Linked DNA regions of Homo sapiens: all the other regions are linked to region 2. A link is an interaction called in ENCODE POLR2A ChIA-PET data of the cell type or tissue named here. Cell type or tissue: OCI-LY7. All regions are shown on one strand. Links, peaks and the distances in the headings refer to the core of each region. The heading gives the core; the rest is flanking DNA.

Evidence for each region. Peaks named below come from ENCODE experiments on the same cell type or tissue, not always from the same donor. Only the 100,000 strongest peaks of a DNase experiment are listed, where the experiment ranks them.
Region 1: POLR2A ChIA-PET joins it to region 2 with 5 read pairs; 1 of 35 experiments calls an interaction of 5 or more read pairs at or near these places.
Region 3: POLR2A ChIA-PET joins it to region 2 with 6 read pairs; 3 of 35 experiments call an interaction of 5 or more read pairs at or near these places.

The regions. Positions count from the first base shown.
Region 1 is chr1:14,363,980-14,369,625 of GRCh38, forward strand. All of the region lies in intron 3 of KAZN-AS1 (KAZN antisense RNA 1), which reads right to left. It also overlaps a transcript of KAZN not described here. Among named protein-coding and RNA genes, the nearest start is that of KAZN-AS1, 53 kb to the right of the region's middle. In OCI-LY7, for the core only: a CTCF peak has its summit at 2,551; no DNase peak of the experiment used is centred there; H3K27ac peaks cover 2,455 bases.
Region 2 is chr1:14,733,568-14,739,213 of GRCh38, forward strand. All of the region lies in intron 1 of KAZN (kazrin, periplakin interacting protein), which reads left to right. Among named protein-coding and RNA genes, the nearest start is that of KAZN, 140 kb to the left of the region's middle. RefSeq lists enhancers at 1-343, 1,066-1,787, 1,788-2,509. In OCI-LY7, for the core only: a CTCF peak has its summit at 2,402; DNase peaks (open chromatin) are centred at 1,154, 2,494 and 4,184; H3K4me3 peaks cover 3,649 bases; H3K27ac peaks cover 4,000 bases.
Region 3 is chr1:14,960,032-14,965,677 of GRCh38, forward strand. KAZN (kazrin, periplakin interacting protein) reads left to right here. Exons shown (of 15, transcript NM_201628.3): 2 at 653-844. Among named protein-coding and RNA genes, the nearest start is that of TMEM51-AS1, 190 kb to the right of the region's middle. In OCI-LY7, for the core only: no CTCF peak of the experiment used is centred there; no DNase peak of the experiment used is centred there.

The DNA.
Region 1 (5,646 bases), core at 863-4,862, 370 kb before region 2:
TTTTTAATTTGGAAGAGAGAGATATAGCAGGTAATGTTTCTTACAATGTTTCTTACTTTTCTTTTGCCTCAGTACCGTTTTCATGTGGGATGTGGTTTAGGAACTGCGTTGTGTTAAGGCCCTTTTCATTAGAGATGTGTTGTTGACAGGATCATGGAGGTCATGCCCCCGGCACTAACTGGTTGCACATGTACCTTTTGGGTCCTTCTGCCGCTGATGCATCAGAGCTGGAAAGCATGCAGTTAAGAGTAAGGGCTCAGGAGCCAGAGTCACTGGGTTAAAACTCCCTCTACCTGCCACTTGTGGAACTAAGGGGAACACGATTTACTAATCTATGCCTCAGTTTCTTCCACTGCAAAATGGGGGTAATTATAGCCGCTGCCTCCTAGAGCCACTACAACGATCGAATGGGATAATGTTTGTGAAGCATGCAGCATGAGCACTGGCACACACAATACATTTCTGAACAAATGTTCACTACTGTTATTATTCATCTCTAAAATGGGAATAATGATGCTGGCCTAATAGAGTTATTTAGCATAACAGTATATAGGAAAGGGATCCATAAAGAGGAAACAGCAAATTTCCCTAGAAAAACATGACCACCATCATTCTAAGAAAAAAAATTTTATTTGCCTAAGGGATATATATTTATTTCCTGGGGCTGCTATAATAATGTACCACAAACTGGGTGACTTAAAACAACAGAAATTCATTCTCTCTGAGTTCTGGAGGCCAGAAGGTGAAAGACAAGTTGTCGTCAGGGACATGCTTCATCTGAAGCTTCTAGGGAAGAATTGTTCCTTGTCTCTTTCAGCTCCTGGTGTTCCTTGGCTTGTGGCCGCATCACGTCAATCTCTGCCTCTGTCTTGCATGGCATTCTCCCTGTGTGTGTCTTCACTTCATCCTTCCTCTGTTTTTTTGTTTTGTTTTGTTTGTTTGTTTTAGAGAGAGGTTCTGACTATGTTGGCCAGGATGGTCTTGAACTCCTGGCCTTAAGTGATCTTCCCACCTTGACGTCCCAAAGTGCTGGAATTGTAGGCATGAGCCACCATGCCCGGCCCCCTCTCTTTTTTTTTTTTGTGACGGAGTCTCACTCTGTTGCCCAGACTGGAGTGCAGTGGCACCATCTCGGCTCACTGCAAACTCCGCCTCCCGGGTTCAAGCCATTCTCCCGCCTCAGCCTCCCGAGTAGCTGGTACTACAAGTGCCCGCCACCATGCCTGGCTAATTTTGTTTTTGTATTTTTAGTAGAGACGGGTTTTCACCATGTTAGCCAGGATGGTCTCAATCTCCTGACCTCATGATCCGCCCGCCTCGGCCTCCTAAAGTGCTGGGATTACAGGTGTGAGCCACCGCGCCCCGGCGCCCACCCCCTCCCCCCGGGGTGGGGGGGGGGGGGGTCTTTCAAGGTCACCAGCTGTGTTGGATTAAGGGCCCACCCTACTCCAGCATGACCTCATCTTAATTAATTACATCTGCAATGATTCTATTTCCAAATAACGTCATACACTGAGACCCTGGGGGTTAAAACGTCAACATTATCTTTTTGGGTAATGCAATTCAACTCATAACTGCAAAGTTTTGCAACCTCGGCACTACTGAAATTTGTGGCAGGTAATTCCTTGTGGTGGGGACTGTCCTGTGCATTGCAGGATGTTTAGCAGCGTCCCCAGCCTCTACTCACTAGATGCCAGGAGCACCTTTCCCCAGTCATAACAATCACAAACGTCTTCAGACATTACCAAATATCCCTTGAGGAGCCAAATTGCCTCAGTTAAGAACCTCCGGGTTAAAAAATAATACTTTCTAGACTAACTCAAAACAAAAAGACTTCCTCCAGTGGGACTGCAGAAGTGGCTAATACAGCAGTTAGGTCATAAAGTGTAGATAGATATTCCTCTTATGGCATATTGCTAATAATAACGACTCAAAATTTCGCCTTGCCCAGCAGATCTTTCTGATGAGATAGATTTCCCTACCTGGAGGCCACAGTTATTATTGTTAGTTCATACACGAGTCATAGCCTAAAATGTAAATTGCTTGGAAATACAGCAAATCTGGTGACATAATAAAAAGGAAAATCGATTTCTCCAGAAATACACATCTGTTCATTAAAGCTGTCTGGTAGTCCATTGCAGCTGTTCCCATTTAAAAACTAAAGATCTAAACATAATCCTTTACAGTGGAAAGTTAGCAGAGAAGATATTCATAAAAGTCTGTGGAAATGGTTTGGCAGTTAAGTGTGGTTTATTTTTGTCTATGGCTCTTATGGAACCCTCTGAACGTACAAATGAAAACTGAAATGTCGTAGCTCATCTTCATTGAAGCTGTTGGCTATTCAGGGTGACCAGTTCAAATCTTGCTGGGACAGTGCAAGGGGTGACAAGTTTCCCGGGCAATTAAATGGTCAGTCTTTCTCTGTATATAGGAAACTTGGAAGATTTTCAAGAAAAGTATCATAGCTGTGAAGCAGGATATCTTTCCTAAGCCCTTCACTGGCGGGAACTGGAGGGCGGGCACTGGAGCTAGCCAGCTGCTTCGGCGCCAGCAGGGGCAGACTCCATTCACTCAAACTTGCTGCACTTAACCCCTTGTGGGAGGGAACACACAAGTGTGAGCGGGTGCAGGAGCCGTGGGCGAGCACTTTTGTGTGCCAGCGGGAAGAAACGCCGCACCAGCATTTAGAGGGGTGCCCACCATCAATGAAGCCCCAGAAGGCATGTGTTACAGTGCTCTTTGAGCTCTGCCATCCACGGATGGCTTAAGTGTTAACAGCTCAGTAGACTCTCTGCCTTTTCACATGAGGTGGCTGCTTTCCACCAGCAAGGGCAGATGGTCAGTGTGACAGCCTTTTGCATCTGCACCCCTGGTACCCAAGCTCTTGTTCAGCATCCAGGAAAAATCAGGTCTCACAAACGAATGGAAGGGCAGTGAATGCAGAGGATCTTATTGCCAATGAAAATGGCTAGCCGGGCACAGTGGCTCATGCCTGTAATCCCAGCACTCTGGGAGGCCGAGGCAGGCAGATCACGAGGTCAGGAGTTCAAGACTAGCCTGGCCAACATGGTGAAACCCTGTCTCTACTAAAATACAAAAATTAGCGAGGCGTGGTGGCACGCGCCTGTAATCCCAGCTACTTGGGAGGCTGAGGCAGGAGAACTGCTTGAACACAGGAGGCGGAGGTTGCAGTGAACTAAGATCACACCACTGCACTCCAGCCGAGGTGACAGAGCAAGACTCTTGTCTCCAAAAAAAGAAAAAGGCTCTCAGCGGGAAAGGAAGCTGGAAGGGAGATGGAGCGAGAAGGTATTCTTCCCCTGAAGTCCGGCTACCTGCAGCCAGACTCTTCTCTGAGGTCGCACTGTCAAGCTGTCCCTCTGAAGGCAAGCTACTTCTCTCCAATGTCCAACTGTAGCCTCCAACGTCCAGCTGCTTCTCCTCTTCTCTCTGATGGAGCCTGGGGTTTTTATGGGGACAGGATGGGGGGCGGGCTGGGCCATGGGTGGTTTTGGAAAAGGCAACATTTGAGCAGGAAAATAGGGGTGTAAGTTCTCACTTTGGACCATGGTCCCAGGCTTGAGGGTGGAGCCCTTGCCTCCAGCCTACTGGTCACCCTTGTCGTTTCTCTGGCCATCGGACTGCAGAGCCTGGGCTGAATCAGTAACCATGTCAACATCACCCCACCCCTTCTCTTCTTGGCTGCCATGCCTACCAATCAAAAGCTGAGCCCTAGACCAGCTTAGTGCAAACACAATGTTGTCCAGCGGTGTTGCGTGATTTGATGGCAGGAGGCAAGCAGGGGAGTCCAGGGAGACTCCTGCCCCCTAAACATGCACACTCACCTGTGCTTCCATTTTCAATGTAGTCCCTAAGTGCTGCCTTCTCTCAGATCCTTGGAGACTTTTCAGTTTGATTGTATCTGAACCTTGACCCCTTTATATCTTTCAAAATGAACCAGGCTACGTAAAAATGTAAGAAGCCTGAAAGGAGAAAGTGGGATAGCGAGAGCTTGAAATCTAAGTTCACATCTTGGTTTCACCCCCAAGCTAGGGTTTCCTTACTTGCGAACGTGGGGTTTGCCAACCAGGTCTACTGTGAAGATCTGCCTGATGGATTTTTCTATCTGTACGTGCAGATACAACACATAACATTATCTAGGGGCATTCAATGTGTTTGTTGACTGCTATGAGGGTATACGGTGCAAGGAAAGAAAACAGGAGCAGGGACAAGCTTGGCTTCTCAACCACCATGTGGCATCTCTGTGTGGCTCTGTAAAGCAGTGTTGTCTTTGGAAGGCAGCAGTGACCCCAGTGTTTACAGACGGGATGCATCCCTGAGAGCCGGATTTTAGCTTTGTGCATCACTCAGATGCAAGCAGCTGTTTACCTAGAAGTGCATTTTCACTTCGTGTTTGTTGTCAGAGTGTTTATGAATGATCCATCCATTAGGCACTCCCATGATGTGGTCATCAACAAAGCTTCTAGGTCTCTGACCATTTTGCCAACCGTACAATCAGCTTTCACAATTTACACATAACTGAAGCCTGCTAACAACCCATGGGACCTAGAGAAACAGCTTTCTTGATAGCTCAGATGCAGAATGTGGGGATCTGGGTAATTTACATAGATGGGTGTCACCTGTGATGCCTCCTCCCTCCTAAGCCTCTGGCTCAATCCTACCTCAGGCTGTTGGCTCCTTGGAGTTCTTGGCCTGGACTACGACCATGCACCCAAACTGAAGAAAGAGAAGGCTTCGCTTCAACTTTCAACAATCGATTTTTATAGTGTCTAAAGCAACTCACTCAATTTACAGCCCTTTACTTGTTAAACAATCCATCATAAAAGAGGATTAAGGGATGGCCAGGTAGAGAGGTACTGGCTTTTTTTTTCTCCAAGTACATTAACGGTGCCCGTGTTAGGTAGTTCTCTCCAAGTATATTAATAGTACCTGTGTCAGGCAGGACCATTTCTGGTCCTGATCTTATCCGGGTCACCTTTCTTTGGTCCACATTTCAAACAGTGGCTAATAGGGAGCGCTGGGCTTCCCGGGAGTTGAATAAATAGTATTGACTTTCATTAGCTCACTAGCAACTGCTAGAGATGGAAGGTGTCTTACACCAAGATGTGTTTCTGCAGCGTAGCCTCAGGAAAGAATCAGATGGAGACACATTTCTAAATGCAAAATAAGAGATCCTGAATCAGAACATTTCCTCTCAGGAGAAATGTTCTCGATTTTGTGTGTGTGTGTGAGAGCAAAGCAGCCACTGCTGTCTGGGTGGCAGAAATGTCAAAAATGTATCGTTCGCTCTTCAGTTTCCTCGCTCAATGCCAGGTCATTAACTTTAACACTATCCAAGTGCTTGCACGACTGTATTTACCTTAAAGGATGTGCATGAGCCTATTGTTTAAAATGCAGCCTCCACGAGAAATCTGTGGAGAAATCTGTGGAGCTGAAGCTAGTCCGCTTCAAAGAAGGAGCCTTGAAATGTGCTAGCCAAGATTTGTGAAGCGGCTTCTCCATCTGGAGAATGGTAAAAGGGAAGAGGGGCATTTAGAAGGAAGAAAAAATGGGGAAAGGGCAGACTGGACGGGACCTTGTCTCCTGCAAGGCCATGATGGGTTGCGAATGATGAATTGCCCTTTA
Region 2 (5,646 bases), core at 552-4,551:
CTTTCGGGGAGTGGGGGAGTTCTGGAAGTTTCCATACAAGGAGCAGTTCAAGTGTTGGAGGCCCCCGGTTCTCCCAGGGCCCCTTTGATGTTCAGCGTGGGGACTCGGGGGTCATAGCAGCTTCCTGGATGTGTCTGAGTCATCAAAGCTCTGCTTAGTAACCTTAACCTTAGTGCCTTAACCTTGCTAAGGCACAGGTTTCTCGCATCTGAACCACCTGCGAGCTGTTTGGGAGCTACATTTTTGAAGAGGAAACTCCACTTTTATTCTCTGGGGTTTGGCCCCCCGATCAGCCTCTCCAGATGGGATCTCCCTCCTTGCCCAATCTGCAGCCCACGCCCCAGCCAGTCCAGACTGCTGTCGGTTCCCGGCACACCATAGGGCTGCGCACAGCTCCTGCCCTGGCTTCGGCCCTTCCCTCTGCCCAGGATGCCCTTCATCTGGATATCTACGCCTAACAGGTTCAACTCAGGGGTTCCCTCCTGCCGGGTGAGCAGTGGGAATCACAGTCCAAGGAACTTTGGTCTTGGAAGTATCTGAGTTCCAGTGCTTACTAAGCCCTCGAGCCTGCCCCAGCTACTTTCTCCTCACCCGTGGAATGAGGATAAAGTAGCACCTAACTCAGTGTTTCTCAAACTGTACAGTGCGCCTGAAGCACTCCGGGATCTGGATAGACTGCAGATTAGGACTCAGCAGGTCTGGGGTGGGGCCAGAGAGTCTGTGTTTTTCTTTTTTCTTTTCTTTTTTTTTTTTTTTTTTGAGACAGAGTTTTGCTCTTGTTGCCCAGGAGTGCAATGGCACCATCGGTTGACTGCAACCTCCGCTTCCCGGGTTCAAGTGATTCTCCTGCCTCAGCTTCCTAAGTAGCTGGGATTGCAGGCATGCACCACCACGCTCGACTAATTTTTTTTTAATTATTATTTTTAGTAGAGACGGGGTTTCTCCATGTTGGTCAGGCTGGTCTTGAACTCCCGACCTCAGGTGATACACCCGCCTTGGCCTCCCAAAGTGCTGGGATTACAGGCCTAAGCCACCACACCCGGTTGAGTCTGTGTTTCTCTAACATGGTCCCCTGTGATGCGGATGCTGCTGGTCCAGAGTCCACACTTTGACTAGCAAAGGCTGATCTCATCGTGTTATATGTGACATGGCATGTACATGACATGTAAAGTACACAGGCCTTGCCTGGTTCATGCAAGCCCACCGTGATAACTTTTCTTGTGTGTAATGTGAGGCTTCCAGGGCACACCAGTCTCCTTCATGGAACAGACCAGACTGCGTGTCCCAAGCATCTCACTGTCTGAGGTTTGAGGAGCACTTTTAGTTCCGCCTCCTTTTACCATGCCTCCCCATAGTCCCGTTGGGCTTTCCAATCTCTGTGTAGGTTGTAAAATTCCTGGGGCAAGAAACATTCAGGAGGCAGTAGGTGTGCCTTGTACGAGGATGTGCGTCTTGGTTTTGGGGAGCACAGGATGCTAAATGGTCATGCTGGTTTTTTTTGTTTTGTTTTGAGACGGAGTCTCGCTCTTTCGCCCAGGCCGGACTGTAGTGGCGCTATCTCGGCTCACTGCGAGCTCCGCCTCCCGGGTTCACTCCATTCTCCTGCCTCAGCCTCAGGAGCAGCTGGGACTACAGGCACCCGCCACCATGCCCGGCTAATTTTTTTGTATTTTTAGTAGAGACGGGGTTTCACCGTGTTAGCCAGGATGGTCTCGATCTCCTGACCTCGTGATCCGCCCGCCTCGGCCTCCCAAAGTGCTGGGATTACAGGCGTGAGCCACCGCGCCCGGCCCGTGCTGTTGTTTTCAAAGACACGTTTATTCTTGAAGGGAACACAAAAGAGGTATAGGATCTCCTTCTTCTTCCAGGCAGCCCTGCCCTGGTTTCCAGCCACCTTGGGTGTTTAGGCTGGACCCCGAAACCACCCCCATACACAAAGCCTGAGTGTCAAAGCCTCGCTGGTAGCCAGGCTCAGAGAGAATGTGCTAAACCCCACACACCTAACGGCCGTTTTCACATGGCAGCCCCCCACGCTGAGATCCATATACCCAAACATCAGCGAGGCTGCCGTGAGAAGCAGCAGGAGACACACAAGCTACTTACCGGCCAGTTTCCATTACTCTCCCGACCTGTTCCAGATTTCCAAAGCGGCATGCCGGGTAATAGCCACTCTTGCACGGCAAAGGAGAAATGTCCACGATAGTCCAAGAAGCGCCGTCCCTGGCCCTGGGTTTGGTAAGTTGTAAAAGGAACTTGCTGCTAAATAGCCACTTAATCCCCAGAGCCTTTGTGATTTGTAAGTTTCAGGCTTGAGCTTGAGGTTGGTGACAATCTCCACCTGTGGCCATAGAAGAATAAAAGCTTTGGGGGGAATGTGGAGCCCCCGCAGGAAGATGAGTTACCTCCAACAAATAAGTGTTATGGGACATCTGGTGGAAATGCACCCTAGAGATAAGACAGGCCGTCGGTCCACCTGCAGTCAGCCATTGTTAGTTTTATTACCTCCGGTGGATGAGGCCAGGTGAAAAACAGAAGTTCCCCACAGCCTCCAGAGAGAAGAAAAGGAGTGTGTTTCCTGTACATCTGTATTCTCAAACTTCCATGTGGCTAAAAATGGGAAGGGGGTACTTTTTAAAAATATAGGTTCCTGGGCCCCTGGCCTGTTGGGGCTCATGTGGGACTCAAGGGTGTGTGTGTGTGTGTGTGTGTGTGTGTGTGTGTGTGTGTGTGTGTATATTTTTTTTTTTTGAGACGGAGTTTTGCTCTTGTTGCCCAGGCTAGAATTCAATGGCGTGATCTCGGCTCACTGCAACCTCTGCCTCCCAGGTTCAAGCTATTCTCCTGCCTCAGCCTCCCAAGTAGCTAGGATTACAGGCATGTGCCACCACACCCAGCTAATTTTTTTTTTTTTTTTTTTTTTTTTAGTAGAGACAAGGTTTCATCGTGTTGGTCAGGCTGATCTCGAACTCCTCACCTCAGGTGATCCACCTGCCTCAGCCTCCCAAAGTGCTGGGATTACAGGCGTGAGCCACCACTCTCGGCCAAGGGTGTACATTTTTAACAGGGTCCCCAGATGGTTTTGCTGCAGTTGGTCCCCTGACCACACTTTAAGAAACACTGGCTAAGACAGTTCTATAAAAATAAAGAAGAAATCATTGTTCAGCCCAGGATGTGCAAGGGTGAAGGAATAGTATATTCACTCAAATCATCTGAAGTGCATTATCCAGAATAGATTCTGGCTACAGAATCTGAAGAGACATTGCCATAGCTCCCACTTCATTCATTCATTCATTCATTCAACAAGTCTCTCTTGAGCACCAGCTGTATGCCAGGTGCTGTTCTAAGGGCTGAGGATATAGAGAACAAAACAGACCAAAATCCTTGACCTGAGAGAGCCGACTTTCTTATGAAAGAGATCGGCGATCGAGATCAATAAGGACGTAAGTGCATTGCACACCTTGAAGAGTAGGCAGGAAGGTGGCAAGAGGGAATATTGCAGGGAGGGAGGCTGCTGGGAGCAAATGTGACAACTTTAAGTTGGGAGATCAGGGCCAGCCTCACTGAGGAGGTAACATTTGAGCAGAGATGTGAAGGAGATCAACGAGAGCAGTGTGGATCTCTGGGGAAGGCACGCACGGAGACCCTGAAGCCTCAGGGTGCTCCAACATGCAAGGAGGCGGATGGTGCAGGAGTGATCAGATGGGACCTGTGGTCAGAGAAGACCTGAGAACAAGCCTGAGTGTAGAATTTGCCACTCAGCAGATGGTTTTCGAATGGGTGGATCCATTCAGGGATCCTCCACGGTATGCACAGAGAAGTAAAGAGATCCAGCTTCCAGGAAAAGAGCAGAAAAGCAGATATACAGGGAGAAGCAGGCACAGAAACCACAAGGCTCTAAGGGGAGAGGGGTTGGGAGAACAGTGATGCAGTCACTTTGTGCATCTGTTATCAACTGCTGTGTAACCAGTTACTGCACACTGGGCAGCTTATGAGGACAGACACGTATTACCTCGCAGCTTCTGGAGTTCAGAAGTCTGGCCATGGCTGAACTGGGCTCTCTGCTCAGGGACTCACGGGGCAGAAATCAGGTGCTGGCTGAGCTGCATTTCTTCTGTAACTCCAGGTCCTCTTTCGAGCTCATGTGGTTATTGATGGAAATCTGTTCTTTGCAGCTGTAAGACTGAGGCCACTGTTCTCTTGATGGCTGTTTGCCAGGTGCTGCTCTAAGTTCCTGGAGGCTGCCTGCAGTTCCTTGACACATGGGCCTCTCCATCAGCTCTTGGGCTGCCAATCTCCTAGGCAGGGCCCCGGCTCTTTTAAGGACTCACCTGATTAGGTCAGGCCCACCTGGATGCTTTTTTTAAATAAAGAGCTCAAAGTCAACAGTGGTAATGTAAGAATAGAAGCGAAATCCCATCACATTCACAGGTTCTGCATGCACTCAAAGTGGGTACACCAGGAGAGGAAATCTTGGGGGTTTAGAATTCTACCTACTGCCCTTCAGTCCAGCACAATTTCTGGTTTCTGGTACTCGAGTGGCAGGGGCTACCCTTTCTCCCTTGGGCCCCACACCATGCACCCAGCTCCATGTGATAAATGACCATTCTTGCTTCCACAGGCTCTAGTAGATCTCAGCTAGAGAATCCCAAGACTGTGATGGGATGGGAGTCCCAAAGGCACCACCTCAATTTCAGCATGATTTGCCTGTGGTGTGCAGGATCCTTCTCTCCCCAGGAGCGGAGAGAGGGAAGCGATCATGCTGAAATGCTTTTGAAGCTGCCTTTGTGCACCGTGGCGCAGATGACACAGCAGTGCCCTGAACCCTGGCTGCTGCTCCAGCACACTCAGTCTTAATGTATTGACATTGGCAGCCCTTGTATATCTCGTCATGCCAATAAGGTAATTGAAATGGAATTGTCTCCAAGCATCCAATTAATCAGCAAATAAATCATAAACCTGTGGCTGTTCATTCAGGGAGGCAAAGAGGCTTCTCCTGGCTTTCTGACCACCGGAGTTGATTGAGCTCAGACTTTATGCACTTCTAATGAGCTTCAGGAGAAGAGAGGTAAGTCCAGGCAGGTAATGTTTAGAGCGTTACTGAGGCCCCGGGAACTGTGTACAAGGTCCTTCACGTATGAAGGCTCATTCTTCCATCAAAGAGGTTTATGTACTGGATTTTTTTCGTTAAAAAAATCCCCGTGAAGTGAGGATGACGATTCACATTTTACAGGACAGGAAACTGAACCTCAGAGAGGTTAAGCAACTTGCTGAAGGCCACACAGCAAGTAGAGGGCAGAGTCTGAGTTGAAAACTAGACCCGTCTGGTCAAGTGCAATGGCTCATGTCTGTAATCCCAGCACGGTGGGAGGCCAAGGCAGGAGGATTGCTTGGGGCCATGGATTCAAGACCAACCTGGGCAACCTAGTGAAACCTCATCTCTATTAAAAATAAAAATAAAAATTAGTTGGGCATGGTGGTATACACCTGTGGTCCCAGGAGTCCTCAGGAGGCTGAGGTAGGGGGATCACTTGAGCCCAAGAGTTGAGGTTGCAGTGAGCTATGATTGCACCACGGCACTCCAGCATGGGCAACAGAGTGAGACTTTGTCTCAAAACAAAACAAACAAAACACTAAGCCCATCTAGCG
Region 3 (5,646 bases), core at 863-4,862, 230 kb after region 2:
TATTTTCCTGCAGGACAGTCAGGTGCAAATGCACAAGTTCTGTTTGTACACAGTGCTGAGCTCCTCGAGGGTATGTGTTTTGCAAAATGTGTTGAATATGCCTTTCTATGGCTGTTTCCCAAGCATGAGACTGGGAGTCCAGGCTGTGGAGTCAGCCAGGCCTTGGTTCAATTCCCAGCTCTGCTATGTACTAACTTTATGACCACCTGGAGTTACTTAATCTCTCTGGGCATCGATGTCCTAATTTATAAAATGGGGTTATGATGGTCCCTGCATCCGAAGGTTTTGGTGGCTTAAATGAGATAATGCATATGAAACTCAACTCAGCATGCTGTTGGCTCATGGTTATGATGCTAACTCCTAAGACCGTCGGCCACCAGAGCGGACACTCTGAGTGCAGGACAGCGGCAGTGGAGTCCTCGGGAGTCGTGGTGGAGGGGTCTCACTAGGTGAGCTCTGCAGACTGTGGGTGGGGCCTAGAATTGGTGCTGAGGCTCTTTGGAATAAGGCAGTGGCCTCCCTTCACACATGTAGGAAAGGCCCTGAATGCAGAGCAAACAAAAAAGCCAAAGCCACCTCAAACCATCCCCAGAAAATGCGAGTGAGCGGCAGAGACGTTCCTGTCCTCTAACCCTGTGCCCTTCTCCCCTAGTGCTCCTGCGGGAAGAAGTGTCGCGGCTCCAGGAGGAAGTTCACCTTCTCCGGCAGATGAAGGAGATGTTGGCGAAGGACCTGGAGGAGTCGCAGGGCGGCAAGTCCTCTGAGGTCCTCTCGGCCACCGAGCTCAGGGTCCAGCTGGCCCAGAAGGAGCAGGAGCTAGCCAGAGCCAAAGAAGCCTTGCAGGGTGAGTGACGAGTCAGCAGCAGTTCCTTCGCTGGGAGCTCAGGCCCCAGGGATCTGGAGTCCTCCCCATGCAGGGGAAGTGACGCAGATGGACACAGGGGTCTCCCAGCACCCACCTCCAGCTGTGGCTGCCCTGTCCCTTCTTCGAGTGGAATTCTGCATCTTGTGGGCTGGGTGCAGATGCCATTCCTTCCTCCAGTGTGACCATCACACATTGTCCATATGGCTGGATGTGAGGTGTCTCCTTCTGGGGTGTGAATGGTGGATGGGCATCTTGGCTGGACCAGGACGCTGACCCAGCAGCCGAGTCTCTCTTACCCAGCACCCTTGGGGTCCTTCGGTGCCTCCACTCAGGGCATAGTGTGGCTACGCTGATTTCTCTGCTGGAGGACATGTCTGTGTCCCATGCGTCCCTCTTGCTCACCATGATGGGCTCTCCTGGGCCCAGAGGAAGGAGTTGGAAGATGACATGGTGTAGTGTCCAGGGGGTCTCTTGAAGACAAGGACCACAGACCCGTAACTACCATGTGGCTGGTGTGTCTTCAGCCAGAAATTGCTTTAGGAGATGAGGAAACCGCTGTCCACATGCTCAGCCTGGTTTCCCTGGAGGGACCCACATCCCTCTCTCCCGGGAGGCACTGCCACATTCTATGGGGCTGGAAGAAGGGTCTCAGCGGGTTATTTGAGAAAGGTTGGAAGCCATCATGTAACCTGTCAGTGGACTCCACAGTGCTTGGAGAACTCAGGCATGAAACATCTGGGGAAAACACAGCCTTTGGGGTCTGCATTGATTCTCTTAAGCCCCCTCAGTGTCTTTGCTTCTTCTAGAAAAGACAATAAAGCTTTGCAACCTTCTTTCCACTTACCATTCACTAGAACAATGAATCCTCTTTAAAAATGTTGTTTCTGAAGCTAAAGCAGGTTTATTAATTAGGTTAATACCATGCTGCTGTAACAAAGAGACCCCAAAACACAGAGGCTTAAAGAATCTGTTTCTTCCTTTACCACCCCACAGTGAGCATTTGAGGCCGGTTGGGTGTATGTGTTTCCCTGAGAGACCCCAGGGAAAGAGCCAGAATGGAGGGCCAGAGATTTGCCTTTGCAAGAGCTTGGTCATGTGACCATTCCTAGATGCAGAGGGTTCTGGGAAATGTAGTTTCTAGCTAGGTGGCCTTGTCCCAGCTAGGACTCTAACAGGGTAAAAGAGAGAATGGATTTTGCTGGACAGTTAATCGGCTCAGTGAGAGCCAATTCCCTGACAAGGGGTGTGATGTGGGCAGCAGGCCAAGAAGGCTATCTGTCCAGTGCCCAGCTGACTATCCCCCAGAAAGCCTGGGAAGTCCTCAGCTGAGGGTGAGCCCGTATCCAGAGTGTCACAGCACTCTTGACAAGTGTTCTTTTCAGCAGTACATGTTGCTTTCCAAGGCAGGTAGATGACCCTCTTCTTCTGGGGTCTTGTTTCTGGTGGGGTCACGGCGGCAGCATTTTGGGTGGTCTTTTGAAGCTGTAATAGACATTGGGGTGCATTGTGGCCCAGCTGACATGGCATGCCTGGGAAGTCATTTTGCCAAGTAGGCGTACTTTTCCTCTATGCAGCCACCCGGCAGTCTAGGCAGATCTGTGTGAGCCATCCTCCACGCCCAGCTTCCCAGGATCCTGTAATATCCATTCTCCTTCTCAGGATGGAGACCCAAGTCTCGGGAATCTCCCACAAGCAAGTGCTGCTGGGCTCAGGCTGTGCAAGCTGTTGTCGTTTGGTCTTGCCAAGCTTTATCATGTAGTGGAGAGTAGGGACTGGCTCAGGAAGCAGCCAGATGCTGTTCAATCACCTTTCCCATTCTGTGTCCCAGGGACAGAGACGCCAACCTCCACGTCTTTGACCAGGTACAGGATTCTCACCCCTATGTGCTCTTCTGGATCTGCAAGGAGGAGAAAAACCTCCCTTAGTGGTTCCTGGGCCTACAGGGATGGCGGCGGCGGGAGTTAAGCAGAGGCTCACTTACACTACCATCCCCAGCTCCTTGGAGGCTACAACCTAGCCTCTTTAAACCTACAATCTAGGATGTACAACCTAGCCTCTCCATTCCTGATCTGAGTGATTGGACATTAACAGTGGCTTTGCAGGAGGTTGTGAGAATGAAACGAGGTAATGTCTGGAAAGGTGATAGTTAGTTCCTGCTGTTGTCATAATGTACATCCTCCTCCCTTTAGCCCACAAGGCACAGAGCTGTACAGGCAATCTTTACTAACTCTGTGCTGTAAGATTTCTTATCCACCACCAAAGATCTTTGGCCTTGCCCAGGGACGCAGAGATCCACCCCTTTGTAGGAGTATTAATATAAGCAACAAGGACTTGTCAGTATTCTTGAAAAGGAAGCTTTATTGAGCACCTACTGGGTGCCAACACTCTTCTAAGTACGTGACTTACCATTCACCTCAATCCTGCCAGGAGCTAGAAACCCCATTTCTCAGGTGGAGACACCTGAATGAGGTTCAGGGAAAGTAAATAACTTGACCAGGGTGGCAGAGCTAATTAGCAGAAGCAGAGACTTTTTCCCACTGCACAGACACGCCTCATCTTCCCTCTGGGTATGGTCGCAGGGAAGGAAGTTGGCCCAGATGCCAGAGACAGAAGCCATTCTTACTTCAGTGGCGGTGACAGCAGACTCAAGTCAGATCTGGGGGCTTGAATCCCACCTCTACCATTTATTGGCTATGTGAGCTTGGATGCATTTTTTTGTTGTTGTTGTTGTTTACTTTTTTATTTTCCTCTAAGTTCTGGGTTACATGTGCAGAACGTGCAGGTTTGTTGCATAGGTATATGTGTGCCATGGTGGTTTGCTGCACCTGTCAACTCATCATCTAGGTTTTAATTAGATATTTGTCCTAATGCTGTCCCTCCCCTTGCCCCCTACTGCCCAACAGGCCCCAGTGTGTGATGTTCCCCCTCCCTGCGTCTACATGTTCTCATTGTTTGACTCCCACTTATGAGTGAGAACGTGTGGTGTTTGGTTTTCTGTTCCTGTGTTAGTTTGCTGAGAATGATGGTTTCTAGCTTCACCCATGTCCCTGCAAAGGACATGAACTAATTCTTTTTTATGGTTGCATAGTATTCCATGTTGTATATGTACCACATTTTCTTTATCCAGTCTGTCATTGATAGGCATTTGGGTTGGTTCCAAGTCTTTGCTATTGTAAATAGTGCTGCAGTAAACATACGTGTACATGTGTCTCTATAGTAGAATGATTTATAATCCTTTGGGTATGTGCCCAGTAATGGGATTCCTGGGTCAAATGGTATTTCTGGTTCTAGAGCTTGGATACATTCTTTAACCTCCCTGCCCCATGATTCCTTTGCTGAGGGTAATAGTAACAATGCCTGTTTTTCTTATAATTGGGACTAATAAACAGTAGCTACTTCATAGGATTGTTGTGAAGATTGAGGTGTAAAGTGCATGGCCTGGTGTGTAGTACCATTAGTGCCAATACTGAGATCTGCTTGGAGATGTTGCTTGTCTGATTCTCATGAGGGGTGGCCCAGACCTGAGACCACCCCTTGAGCCCATCCAAGCTCAAGGTAGCGGCATTCCTGAAAGGCAGTGAGTTGGCACCTTCAGCCACCACGAGCATCCTGCCTGGAATTCTACAAAGTCATAAATAAGATGCTTCACCAGCCACAGCACATGGTGAGTAAATTGCAGACAGATGCGGGCAGAAGGAGTCCAGGGCATGGAAAGGGATTTATATGCCCATAATGAGGAGAGGGGGAATAAACGCACAAGCCGAGCAAGCAGCAGATGTTGGGCGACGCTTGTTAACATCCAGTGTCCCTAATGTGGGAAAAAGCAGAGCCCCCAAAGACTTGCCCCCTGGCAGATTCTCTCTCCAACTAACTGCCCCACCGTCTTTGTGTTTGAATGAGACCCGAAATTTCTAGCATGTGAGAGGAACAGGAACTCAAGCAGGCACCCAAAACATCAGTCTGCGGTTACAACACAAAAGCAATGGAAAGAATCTTGTTTGGGAAAAACGGGGGCTTAGAAGATTCCTTTGTTTCTTTGGAAATGAGTGTGGGAATATTTGGTTTTGAATTTTGGTCTCATCATGAGCTTAAAGGCAGAAGCCTGAATGATTGTTTAAGACATATATATATATTTTTTTCTTTTTTTTTTTTGAGACAGAGTCTCACTCTGTCATCCAGGCTTGGAGTACACTGGTGCAATCTCAGCTCACTGCAACCTCTGCCTCCCGGGCTCAAATGAGCCTCCAGAGAAGCTGGAACTACAGGCACACACCACCATGCCCGGCTAATTTTTGTATTTTTTTGTAGAGACGGAGGCTTGCCATGTTGCTCAGGCTGGTCTGGAACTCCTGGGCTCAAGCAGTCTGCCCGGGTCGGCTTTCCAAAGTGCTGAGATTACAAGCATGAGCCACCAAGCCCAGCTCATCAATGGTATCATCTTATGTATAAACTGCATGAGCCCTGCCCAGCACATGTGGTAAGCGTGTAGCCTGGGGGACCCCTTTGGGGTGTCTGTTGATTTCCTCAGGCCTCCTCAATTTCATGATTTCTCCGCGAATCAAGGCAGCACAGAAACAATGATAGTGAAAATTTGCTTCATTCCTTTTTAAATCTCTTAACAGCATGTCAGGTGTTTTGAGCGTGTTCCCACAACAATAAATACTCTTTGAAAACATAATTTTTAATGACTACATAATGTTCTGCCAAATGGAGATACCATAATTTATTTAGCCGTTTCCCTATTATTAGACACTTAAGTTGTTTCCACTTTTTTTCTCTCT